Linked DNA regions of Homo sapiens: region 2 is linked to region 1. A link is an interaction called in ENCODE POLR2A ChIA-PET data of the cell type or tissue named here. Cell type or tissue: Panc1. All regions are shown on one strand. Links, peaks and the distances in the headings refer to the core of each region. The heading gives the core; the rest is flanking DNA.

Region 1 (6,046 bases), core at 762-5,761:
CTCCACCTCTCCTAAGACAGGAAGAACTAAAGTTGTGAGCTATTTTTTTCAGTAACAAAAATTTCACCTGAAAGGTCAAAGCTTTTTGAAGATTGTGAAACCTTTGGTCTTAAATGAAATAAAGATGTGCTCTCCCCCTTAACAATTCATCACAGGATTGATTCTTAGGTAATTGTCTCAAGTGGAGCCATTGTAAGTCAACTCTGTTTCCTAGAGGTACAGTCTTGTAAACTGAAATTATTTTTGAGGGACACATAAAATACCTATTAATCATAAAAATCATAAAAATATCAGAATTGATCACAAAAATAAGGCTGTCTTGCCTGGTATTAAAGGTTACTGAGGCTGAACCAAGTTTCAGTGGATTTGAGTGAACTAATGTCAAGGCCTTCCCACATGTAGAATAAGATGCAAAGCCTAGGCTGAAAATCTATGCAGGCTTCAGTGAACTATTCTAAAGAAAATAAAAGAAAATCCATTTTTTTGCTTTTAAAAATATTTATTATGTAAATTAAACCCTTAATACTAAAGATATATTGTAAATGTTTCTTCTGAGGCATTTTCCACATGGGCTGGATTGAAAAAGGCTTCATGCTAGTCTGTTGATGTTTATTTAGAGGAAAACTTTTTTCTTTCTAGTTAACATTTCTGGATAGGCATAGGTATCCTTTGTTTCTCGAAGGATGTTTGAAATATGTTCAAAATCAGGAAGTTTTTTTTTTTTTTTTTTAAACACTCATTCCTGATTTAACATGCAAGAATATATCAAAGTCAATGCCTAATTTTACAGAAGGGGCAGTTTCCACGGAGGTTTGGTTGTTGATGTTTAACTATTGTTTACTGTCTTTAGGTGGTCATAAACATGTTTTATGGTCATTAGTGTTGGGGGAGGATGGCTTATTTATAATCAGACAGAAGTTAAAGTGACTAGGTAAAGTTGGTTTAGGGATGGTGACTATCTGTACATTGGTTGTATAAACCTCTACTCTAGCTTCTTCAGCTGCTTGAATTTGAGAGGTTTTGGTAATTGGAAGAAATGAACATTTTTATTCTGCTTTCAAGCATCACACTACTCCGTGAAGGGATTGCTTCTCAAGCACACTATTAACCAGCAGATGTTGCAGATTCTTTACTTATTTGGTTTAAGTGAGATCAGAGGTCTAGAGGGATCACATCCTCCAGGGAGAGGTTCTCTAACTTTAATACCCTGAGTGGCTCTGAATTTCTATAATGAGAGCAGCAAAGGGACTCCAGTTGGATTAGAAGGGAGAGCTAAGGACTTGTCAGGAAGCTACATTTGTAGAGGAAGCACACTGTTTTGGGTTTTGGGTGATTTGGGGGAGGGAACCTTGTTAAAAATGCAGATTTCTGGATCTCCCTCCCAATAGAGAATCTAATTCAGAAGGTCTTTGGTGGCATCTGGTGATCTGCATTTTAACCGACACCCCCAATGATTCTAATATAATTAATTTGAGGATAACACGTGGAGACAAATGGTTCTAGTCTGCATGTAATACATATGCAATATAAAATAAATTTCATAAGAGGGCACAAAAGTACATGTTTTGGGTGCTTTTGTGATGGTTTAAATTTTTCACTTCTTACCAGTATGAGAACTCTGTATATTGACATAAACCAACATAGCCAACAGATCTGATTTTTGTTATGTCAATCTTTTTTTTTTTTTGAGATGGAGTCTCACTCTGTCGCCCAGGCTGGAGTGCAATGGCATGATCTCAGCTCACTGCAACCTCTGCCTCTCAGGTTTAAGCAATTCTCCTGCCTCAGCCTCCCAAGTAGCTGGGATTACAGGTGCATGCTGCCATGCCTGGCTAATTTTTATGTATTTTAGTAGAGATAGGGTTTCACTGTGTTGCCCAGGCTGGTCTTGAACTCCTGAGCTCAGGCAATCCACCTGCCTCGGCCACACCCCGCCCCACCGCCCGCCCGAGTGCTAGGATTACAGGTGTGAGCCCCCTCACCCGGCCCGTCAATCTTTTAAATCGCCTTTTTACCTTCTTCAGTATTTTCACATTGTTTTCTTTAAATATTTTTTTCAAGTTACATTTTTCAATTACCAGATTTATTTTAAAATATTGATAAAAACATCTTACTAGTATGATTTTTCCAGAAATCAGATAACAAGCCTTCTTGTATTTGTGTATAAAAGATTACTGAGGCTGAACCAAGACTTGAATGAACTCGTCAAGACCTTCCCACACATAGAATGATGTGTGAAGCCTATGCTGAAAATCAACCTAGGCTTCAGCAATCTATTCTAATTACTGAAAAGGCCACCAGGGCTTTACAATTTTCATAATGCACAATCTGGGTCATTTAAAGGGAAAAGAAATTAAATAGTTGGTGCCAAGGCGAATTTTAGTTTGGGCCTAATTTGTTTTACACTTCAGGAATGTGAGCAGAAGGCAAATATTTATATCAGATGGGAAATGTGACATTTTAAATAGTAAAGTTGCTTGTATAATTTTGGCAGCTGGGAGGTTTACTGATTAGATTCCGTTGTTATTGTTTAAGCAACAGATTTGCTTGGGGCAACAAGGAAGTGGCTTGCATATTGTTTTTCTACCATTGACTTTATTTGTTCACCCCATTCACTCTCATAAATATTCTCTAAGATTTAGGAGCATGATTCTTTTCTAATATTTGTTTTATCACTTGGCAGCCCAGGTGGAAAGATTGGAGATGGTTTTTCAGTGGAGCCAACTCTATTAAGCAATGGTATTAAGCAGTTTTCTGAGGGTAGCGTCTGCCACAGAGTTTGGTGCACTGTGTTTATTTGACATCAAGTTAACCTATTCTTCCTTTTTTGAATTTGAGATAAGGTAGTTAACCTGGTGACTGTCATGCCTCAGACAAACTGGCCCATACTTTTACCCAGCACAATTATTGTTTGGATCAGTTATTAGTTATTGTGCTGAGGACATTAGAATAGGAAGATTTTCTGTTCATCTTTATTTTTATGCTTCCTCGGTGGGCCCAGCCCAACCTCTTTTCTGGTCAAGTGCAAGTAGCTCAAGAGACTTTTTTTTTTTTTTAATCTACTTCTGAGATTCATACTGTCTTACACACATCTCTTGGTCAGCGGGTGTACTTATGGTGTGGCTGATTGTATTGACTGAGAATGGGCACTGATTCCTGCTCAAAGGTTGGCAGCCTTGTTTGATTTTCATTTTCAGGTTCTCCAGTACTGTACTTCTGCCTTAGTCCATTTATGTTGCTGTAAAAGAATACCTGAGGCTGGGTAAAGAAAAGAGGTTTATTTGGCTCATGGTTCTGCAGGCTGTGCAAGAAGCATGGAGCCAGCGTGTGCTTCTGGGGAAGCCAAAGGGGAACCACATGTGCAGAAACTGCATGACGAGAGAGGAACCGAGAGAGAGGGAAAGAGGTGCCAGGCTCTTTTCAACAATCAGTTCTTTTGGGAACTAAGAGTGAGAACTCAGCGAAAACTCACTCACTCTGGAGAGAATGGCACCAAGCCGTTCCTGAGGGATCTACTCTGAAACCAAGCACCTCCCTCCAGTACCTACCTCCAACATTGGGGACCAAATTTCAACATAAGACTTGCTGAGGCCAAACAAACCATATCCTAACCATAGCAATGTCCAGTCATTTTTAGTCCGTTAATGAGCAAGTGCATACAAATGATCACATCGGTTACCTCTTTTTTTGAAAAAAAGTTCATTCCTAATTTGCAACTTTAAGCAGCTTTAGGCCACCCCTGAACGACTAGGGACTCTTATTCAACAAATATTTAAGAACTGTGGCTGAAATCCTGGTTCCTCAAGTCCTAGGCTACCCTGGTAGTTCTCCAACACCTTTAAATAGTTGATTTTTGTGATTTATCTAGCTTTTCTAGTTGTTGATGGTGGGAGGGTTGGACTGACATTAGCTAGACCAGCAGACTCCTGAAGATGTGGTATAGGAACCCCTCAGAAACCCTAAGGTTGGCAGGTCATGTGTTGATGTTTGCATTGAAGTTGGAAAAGCAATGATGGGTGAAGATGCTGGCACCTTAGTGTGAATCAAGTTTGTGGCACCAAATTATACTAGCAGTTGTGTCATCTTCACTGTCATAAATTTATAATCAAAAACAAATGCCAGTTTCCACTGAAAATTTCTTGAAGTAGTAAAAATTATTAATTTTATTACATATTACATCTTTATTCTTAAGTATACCTCTTTTTAATGATTTTTGTGTCAAAATAGTAAGTGTTCATAAGGCACTTCTGTTACATACTGAAATACAGTGGTTGTGGAAAAACACTTGGGTGATTGAGTGGTGTGCTGAACTGGTTTATTTTTCTCTTTCATGAATCACCATTTTTATTGGAAAGAGTGACTGACAAACTATATTTCTCAAAAATGAATAAAGTGAGCCTGTCTCTTCAAGGCTAATAACTAATAGTATTCATTGCCAATGATAAAATTGGCAATGGATCAAGCGAAAATTAGATTTTTAGAGAACTCGTATCTAGTACTGTGAGCTTGACAGCTTCTCAATATTTAAAGGCTTTTCTGGCAAAATTGGTGATATTAACTAATGTGATTTTTATACTGTATAATGAAATATGTCAACATTTGGAAGATCTACATAACACAGTGAACCAATATTTTCCAAATGACCAATTAATAATGTTTACAAAATTATACATAGGGGAAAGATCCATTCAGTGTGCAAGATAGACCAATGGATTTTAATGTAGCAGTACAAAAAATTCACTGACAAGTTTTCAGAATGCTCATGGAAAATAACCTTTGAAAAACTCTATGATTTTTCAGATCGTGGTGTAGTATCAAAGAAAAATATCCACAACTATATAAAAAGACTATTAAAATACTCCTCCCCTTTCCAACTACCTATCTATATGAGTCTGGATTTTCTTTACTTCAACTAAAACAGTGTATTTCAAAAATTGAATGCAGAAACAAATAGGGAATCCAACTTTCTTCTGTTCAGCCAGATATTATAACAGATTCGAAAAAATGTAAAATAATGCTTCTCAATATTTTCTATTTTTAGAAAATAGATTTTTAATAAAAATACTTATTTTAATATGTAATTTGATTATTAGTAATGATTCCAATATACAAATATTGGAACACTTGTCAGTTTTAATTCCTGATATGGTGAGTGTTGATAGACATAACCCATGTAAACAAAAGATCTTTGAGATCTTCAATCATTTTTAAGAATAAGAACTACTGACAAGACTATCATAGCTGGAAGCTCTATTTAGAAGTTGCCTGTTCTCATTGGTTTCAAAGAATATCTTTATTTCTGCCTTCATTTTGTTATGTAGCCAGTACTCATTCAGGAGCAGGTTGTTCAGTTTCCATGTAGTTGAGCGGTTTTGAGTGAGTTTCTTAATCCTGAGTTCTAGTTTGATTGCACTGTGGTCAGAGAGATAGTTTTTTATAATTTCTGTTCTTTTACATTTGCTGAGGAGTGCTTTACTTCCAACTATGTGGTCAGTTTTGGAATAGGTGGGGTGTGGTGCTGAGAAGAATGTATACTCTGTTGATTTGGGGTGGAGAGTTTTGTAGATGTCTATTAGGTCCGCTTCGTGCAAAGCTGAGTTCAATTCCTGGATATCTTTTTTAACTTCCTGTCTTGTTGATCTGTCTATTGTTGACAGTGGGGTGTTAAAGTCTCCCATTATTATTGTGTGGGAGTCTAAGTCTCTTTGTAGGTCTCTAAGGACTTGCTTTATGAATCTGGGTGCTCCTGTATTGGGTGCATATATATTTAAGATAGTTAGCTCTTCTTGTTGAATTGATCCCTTTACCATTATGTAATGGCCTTCTTTGTCTCTTTTGATCTTTGTTGGTTTAAAGTCTGTTTTATCAGAGACTAGGATAAAATTGATAGACCGCTAGCAAGACTAATAAAGAAGAAAAGAGAGAAGAATCAAATAGACGCAATAAAAAATGATAAAGGGGATATCACCACCGATCTCACAGAAATACAAACTACCATCAGAGAATACTATAAACACCTCTACACAAATAAACTAGAAAATCTAGA
Region 2 (6,046 bases), core at 483-5,482, 480 kb before region 1:
TAATTCAGCTTTCGTCTCATTTTACAGATGAGAAAACCAGAGAGGTTAAGTGACTTGGCCACAGTCACACAGCTCGTTAGCGATAGGAATTGACCTTAAGTCAAACAGAGCCTTAGGTCCTCTGATGCTGGTGCCAGTGCTTTCCCCTTTCCAAACCTCTTTCATAATGAAATCACCCAGCCCCTACCCGTGTCCCTATTCACTCCCACCAAAAAAATCCTCCATATAGTCTGTTTTACAAATTCATCCATTCTTCTTTCAGGGAGGGTTTCATCTATACTTCTGGCTTTGTCTGCTTCCAACTCCCTTTGGCCATTTGCACAGATCAGCTTTTCTAACAGAAAGGTGTGCAGAAAAAAGTTGAAATAGCAGGTCTGTTTTAGGATAAATAGTTGGGACGCTTGACAGCTTGCACCTGGTTTCCCCCAGACTTTACTCCATGCACCTTTTTCCATGCTATTTTTGCTCTGTAACCTTTTGCTCTAATACATTGTGCCTGTGAGTACAAGTATATGCTGAGTCCTGTGAGTCCTCTTAGCAAATCTTCACAATTGGGGTGCTCTTGGGGACCTCCAACAAAGAGGGAGAGGAAGCTTTCAGTCAAGGGTACAATCAAGCAGTCTCCTTTCTTAATTGAGGCAGGGATGATTAAGGTTTGTGGATGAATACTCTGAGGTCCTGCTCACCTGGGTTCCACTCCTGAATCTGCCATTTACCATGGATTTGTGGCAAGTTATTTTCTCACTCTGAGCCTCAGGATCTCCAACAAAGGGGTTAGTAACACTTAATGGCTTCGGGTTCTTGGAGGACGCCGAGAGATGCCCAGCATAGTCGGGGTGCTTGACCAGGATGTGCTCCATGGGCATAGGAACTCTGAGTTGTAGATGTGGTATCCCCACTTCTCAGAACAGGTCCTCCTGCAGCAAATATTTGTTGAATGTATACTTCAGGAGTGAATAAATGCCACCTAACATTGCTGCAGAAAGCACTTGAGCCCAGGAGGGACCGGAGATTATTGTCAAGCAAGATGAGTAAATTCCATATAAGTTTCTGTCTGAGCACTGGCTGGCTCTGGTTGCTGTGGGAGAGAACTTTTAATTGAACACAGTTGGGGGTATCTCTGCTTTCCCAGACCTTTTGCTGGGTCAGTTGGCACCCCTCCCTCTCTTAGGACATTGAGGCTTGTCTCTGGATTACCTTGGTTGATCTATTTCTGGATCTGTCTGTAAATTTGTCATAAAGGTAGACCCTGTTACCAAGTACATGTTCTTAATTAGCAAGACACATTTTGAATGGCTAAGTGGAACATCCCTTTTTGCAATCCCAGTGACCCATTTCCCAAGTGCTCTCTTTTGGCCTTATTTTTTTCTGCTTCTTGAACAAAGGAGAAGGGAGGAATGCAGCTATGTGCATATTTATTTGCTCTAGTGGTGGGCAAATGTTTAAATTCCTGCCATTAGGGGGTTTCTCTAGCTTGCTTTGCTTGTTAATGTTTTTTTTTAACAGGATAAATCATGTGCAAGTGTCATCGATAGACTAACAAGAGGTAGGCGGGCCATGGGAAAGTAGAATTTACCACCTCTCCAACAGTTCAAGGATACTGTTCTTCTAAGTTTTTAAACATTGGTTGGAATTGTGCCTTCAGTGGGGTGTGGGGGAGTTGGAGAGGCACCTTCATCCCAGACTGAAGGCCAGAAGCCTCGGGTTCCAGTTGTGTCTCAACCACTGAGTTGTCCCAGAGACTTTGGCATAAACTGCTTGACTTCCTCGGCCTCTGTTCTTCTTTTTGTAAAGAGATGAGTTCATCCAGAATGTTCTCTCGCATTCTGGCATTCTTAAAGAGTCCCAATTTTGAGCTCAGAGAATGCCACACCGACTGAAAGTAAGTCACACCTTTAAACATCTGGGGGACTTAAATTTGAAGAATGTGCCCATGATACTACCACCACTGATGTACCCAGCCTGCGGGTGAGCCAGGACAGGTAAATGGTGACCCACTGTTAGTGTCCAAGAGATGACTAGACCCCAGGTGGCACAGCCTAGGGGCTCTTGGACCCCACTTATTCCCTTTGTACCCAAGTAGCTTTCCTAAAGCATGTTCCTTAGAACCCTAAATCCACAAGCAGCTCCGCCTGTGGTCACATGAATTTGGGAGGCACTTTCCCAATCTTAGAAATCACAACAGAGGTTTAGAGAAGTCGTAGGGAAAAGAAATTGTTTGTTGTTGTCTAACCTGTGTTTCCTGAACTTAATTGACCAAAAACCCCGTTATTTTCCCCCATTCCATACTGCCTGTAGCCTCCCATGCAAACCCATTTCAGAACCTGCAGCTGCAGTCAGTCTGGAGTCAGGTAACTTAATTAGGAATCTGTTTCATGTCTTATCATTCAGTTCCTATTGGTTAATTTTCTTGGAACTTATGTCAGAGGGACATCCATGTGCATCCTAATGACAGCCTCATTTGAGACAAAATTTTCCATCATGGACAAACCAACCACCAGGTGACCCCAGGCAGTCTCCCCTGGCCTCTACCACAAGTCCCTCTCCCAGGAGCTCATGCTGTCTTTAGGCCCAGTCCATCTGTCTGTCTGCTTCTCTCTCTCCCTTCCTGTCCTCTTTCCTTGGGCAGCTCCTCCTCTTCCCCATTTCCCTGTTTTCCACCCTCTCACCCTTGCCCTTACTTTGAATTCTGCTGGGAAGAGGATGGCCTTTTACCCCAGACCCACAATCTTTCCAGTTCAGGCTGGTTCATTTGCCATCATTTGCTTTCTCATTGATTAGGAATTAATCAATGGCTGACAGTCTCCCCAGAGTGGATCACAGCTGTCTAGGAAATCTGCTGACCTAGAAAGATTTTCAGATGCTGTTAACAACCCACAGATCACGCTGTCAAGTATTTTCTTTCTTCAGCAGCTCTTGGCATGGCGAGCATGTGATTCTGCCCCTCTGCTCTGTGGCCTTTCAGTGACATTCATTATTTATCCGGGTCCTTTGAAGCTCTGCCTCAAAATGTTGCCAGAAATTCCAAATTATTTTCTTCCTTCTTGTTTAAAGAATTTCATCTAAAACTTTGTTTGGAGAGAGCCCGCTGAAGTCATAGTTATATTGACTTCCGCGTCTGTTCCCCAGCTCATCTTTGCTCCCTGTTTTCTCCCCACGCTGGCCTCCGTGCCTGGAACAAGTCAGACTTGTGTTATTTCCCAGCTGTGTGACCTTGAGCAAGTGGCTTAATGTTTCTGAGCCTTAGTTTCTTCCTCTGTAAAATAAGGATAATAATACGTACTTCACAGACTAGTGGTAAGGATTAAATGAGACAATGAGAGAATGCAAAGCACTTAGCCTAGTTCAAGAACATAGTTATCCATCACTTTAGGATACAGCAGGGGCCTCTTGTTCACCCCTGTTATTCCCAGGGGTACCCGCCTGGCTCATAGTAGGTGCGTAGCAAGATTTTTTTCAATGGAAACTAGAGTGGGATGCGCCTATCTAGAAAATCCTCTGTTGGAGCCTAGTCTTGGTCCTTAAAAGTCCTGGGCCTGCCTTCCCCCTGCCTTTAAGAAGCTGAGCCAGCAATAGTAGCATGTGGCCACCTGCAGGGCTCTGTGGAGGAAAGAGCTTTGAGCTGGGAAATTATGTTCTTAGATGAGTCATGTTCTGCCTCACCATTTCTTTAGTGGTTCTCAATCCTAGTTGCACATTAGAATCACCCAGGGAGCAGTTTTTAGAGACTCCATACAAGAGATTGACTCTGCTGATTCGAGGTAGAGCCTTGCGATGTGTCAGAAGTCCTTTGCTTTCGTTGAGAAGAACGTACTGAGTGGAAATTGTATAACCTCATCAACAGCTAAGCACCTGAAGGGATAAAAAAGACCGCCAGTAGTTGGCAGTCTTGGTTGAGGCTTCAAGATTGAATCCAAAGCAGCTTGTGATTCCTTTGGAGTGGCACGATCCCCAACTGAAGAGCTGTTTGCACATACACATTGTCACTGCAAACTCAAAGCCCAAGTTTGTTCGTATAGCCAGCTCTGCCCAGCAGGACCCTGGGTAGGGCCAGGTGCCTTGGCAGAACATGGATGGGGCAGTACAGGGCCACTTGGATCAGGTCCACCCATTTGCCATTGTTAGCATGAGCTGAAAGAAGTTGGGTCTCCCAAGGCAGTGCTGTCTCACTGCAGTAAACAGCAGTTTTCAGAAGATCTACGTCCTTGAAATATACACAGATTGGGTTTTGTTTGTTTACCCACACACAGCCTTCTCTTAGAGGGGAGTTAAGGTAAGGAAATGACTGTCTCAACACTCACACCCTGATGTGGCATTATTTGGCAACAATAACTTCTTCATCATCCCCTCCCCTCCTCATGGCACCCACCCAGCTGGCAGAAAATGACAAAGAAGGAAGATCAGCATTCATCATCTTCAGCATGATATGGTTTCAGAGATTTTTAGCATTTGATTTGTAACATTTCAGAAGGCAACATAAATCAAGCTGGTAATTTGTTTTGTCATGCCAAAAAAAAAGGAAAATCTGAATTCATTTGGGAGAACGTGTGTATGTCAGTCACTGCCTTTTCGGATCTGGTTGAAAAGCTGCAAATATTTTTCTCCACACAAAGTACATTCAGGTTTTGTTGATGATGTTGTTAGTACAGATCTCCTCTGGGGCACTGAGTAACCCTGGGGAGAGGATGGGAAACAGCGTAAGGGCTGTAATTTTCAGCCTGGAATAGAAGCAGCAATTTTAGGCAATTTAAACAATTCTATTAAGGGCAATCTTTTGGTCTCCTGCTGGAAAGAGAGGACCCCATTCAGAATGCTCCCAGTAATGCTGTAAGGGGCTGATGGGGTCTCCAGATTGTATACAGTTTCCTGCACCCCCGAAACCATCATAGAGGATCTCTGCCCCCTCATGCCTTTAAACGGGAACATTAATAATTTCCTGCTTAGTGCAGGATGTAGTCCAAAAACTCAAAATGAGTTGTCCAGATAAAGGGAGACCTCTGGGGGATGCCAGACAAACTTGGTCTTGTCAGAAGAGAAAAACTTGAGAGGGAGTTAATTGAAGAGTTTCCCACATTGCAGCTTGTGAGTGGTTCTGTTGCACTTTTGTTGATTTTTAAAATTTCTTTTTATTTAGTCAGTTTTTAAAGTCCCAAATGAACCATGGGGTTCTTGGCCCAGAGAACAGATGAACATTGGTTAGGCCAGGGAGTTATTTTCCAGCAAACTGCCCATGAGTTAAACTCCACTCTGTGGATTGGGGGTCATGATAAGGGAAGGGAGCCCCTACTATTTTGCGGGTCTCTGTTTTGAGTGTCTTAAAATTCTAGTGGAGTAGGAGCCATTGGGACCATCACAGGAAGATATAGCCCCTGGGTGGGAAGCAGGGTGTCTGTCTTTTGGAGGGAGCGGAGTGTCTCCATTTCAGTTGTTGCTGAGACAGGCAAGGTCTGGTGGTTGAGGAAACATCTTTTTCTCTCTGAGCCTCTTTTTGAGCTTAGATTATAAGGAATCTAGATCTGTCACGGGTAGATGCTTCCAGGTTCTGGGAGCAGAAGGCACTGCTACAAGGAGGCAAGTTGGGGACTCAGTAGAAGGTAACCTGTTGGTTAGTAGCTGTTAAGCAATTTGGACCCCAACCTACAATAAGAACTACTTTTATATCACAAATATACAGATAGGAAGTCATTCTACATTCAGCACACTGACGCAGGTATTTTTTAATACATTCTATTCCCTTCTTTTCGTTTTATGCTGGCCCTGACCCACTATGTTAGTTTCTGTACTTATTATACTATTTGGTTGAGACCTGATGTTGAAAAAACATTCCAGTGGGATAGTCTATGAAGATAGCCTCAGCACATGAGTTATGAGAGCTGCCTCAGCTGTGAGAGTTCCAGGCACGTCACTGTCCGGGGGTAATTCCCTTTGAGTTTCATTGAATTTTAAGGAAAAAGCCCCCTTGCTCTTCCTCAAATGCACCAAAGACTCTCTCACCCCAGGATCTTTGCACTTGCTGTTCTGTTCACTTAGAACACCTGTCTTCCAT

Evidence for each region. ChIA-PET counts read pairs that join two places held together with the same protein. Peaks named below come from ENCODE experiments on the same cell type or tissue, not always from the same donor. Only the 100,000 strongest peaks of a DNase experiment are listed, where the experiment ranks them.
Region 2: POLR2A ChIA-PET joins it to region 1 with 5 read pairs; 1 of 35 experiments calls an interaction of 5 or more read pairs at or near these places.

The regions. Positions count from the first base shown.
Region 1 is chr11:36,636,212-36,642,257 of GRCh38, forward strand. The region is part of intron 4 of IFTAP (intraflagellar transport associated protein); the gene reads left to right. Among named protein-coding and RNA genes, the nearest start is that of RAG2, 41 kb to the left of the region's middle. In Panc1, for the core only: no CTCF peak of the experiment used is centred there; no DNase peak of the experiment used is centred there; H3K27ac peaks cover 1,742 bases.
Region 2 is chr11:36,152,340-36,158,385 of GRCh38, forward strand. All of the region lies in intron 4 of LDLRAD3 (low density lipoprotein receptor class A domain containing 3), which reads left to right. Among named protein-coding and RNA genes, the nearest start is that of COMMD9, 130 kb to the right of the region's middle. RefSeq lists an enhancer at 1,018-1,187. In Panc1, for the core only: a CTCF peak has its summit at 3,848 (motif pointing right); no DNase peak of the experiment used is centred there; H3K27ac peaks cover 434 bases.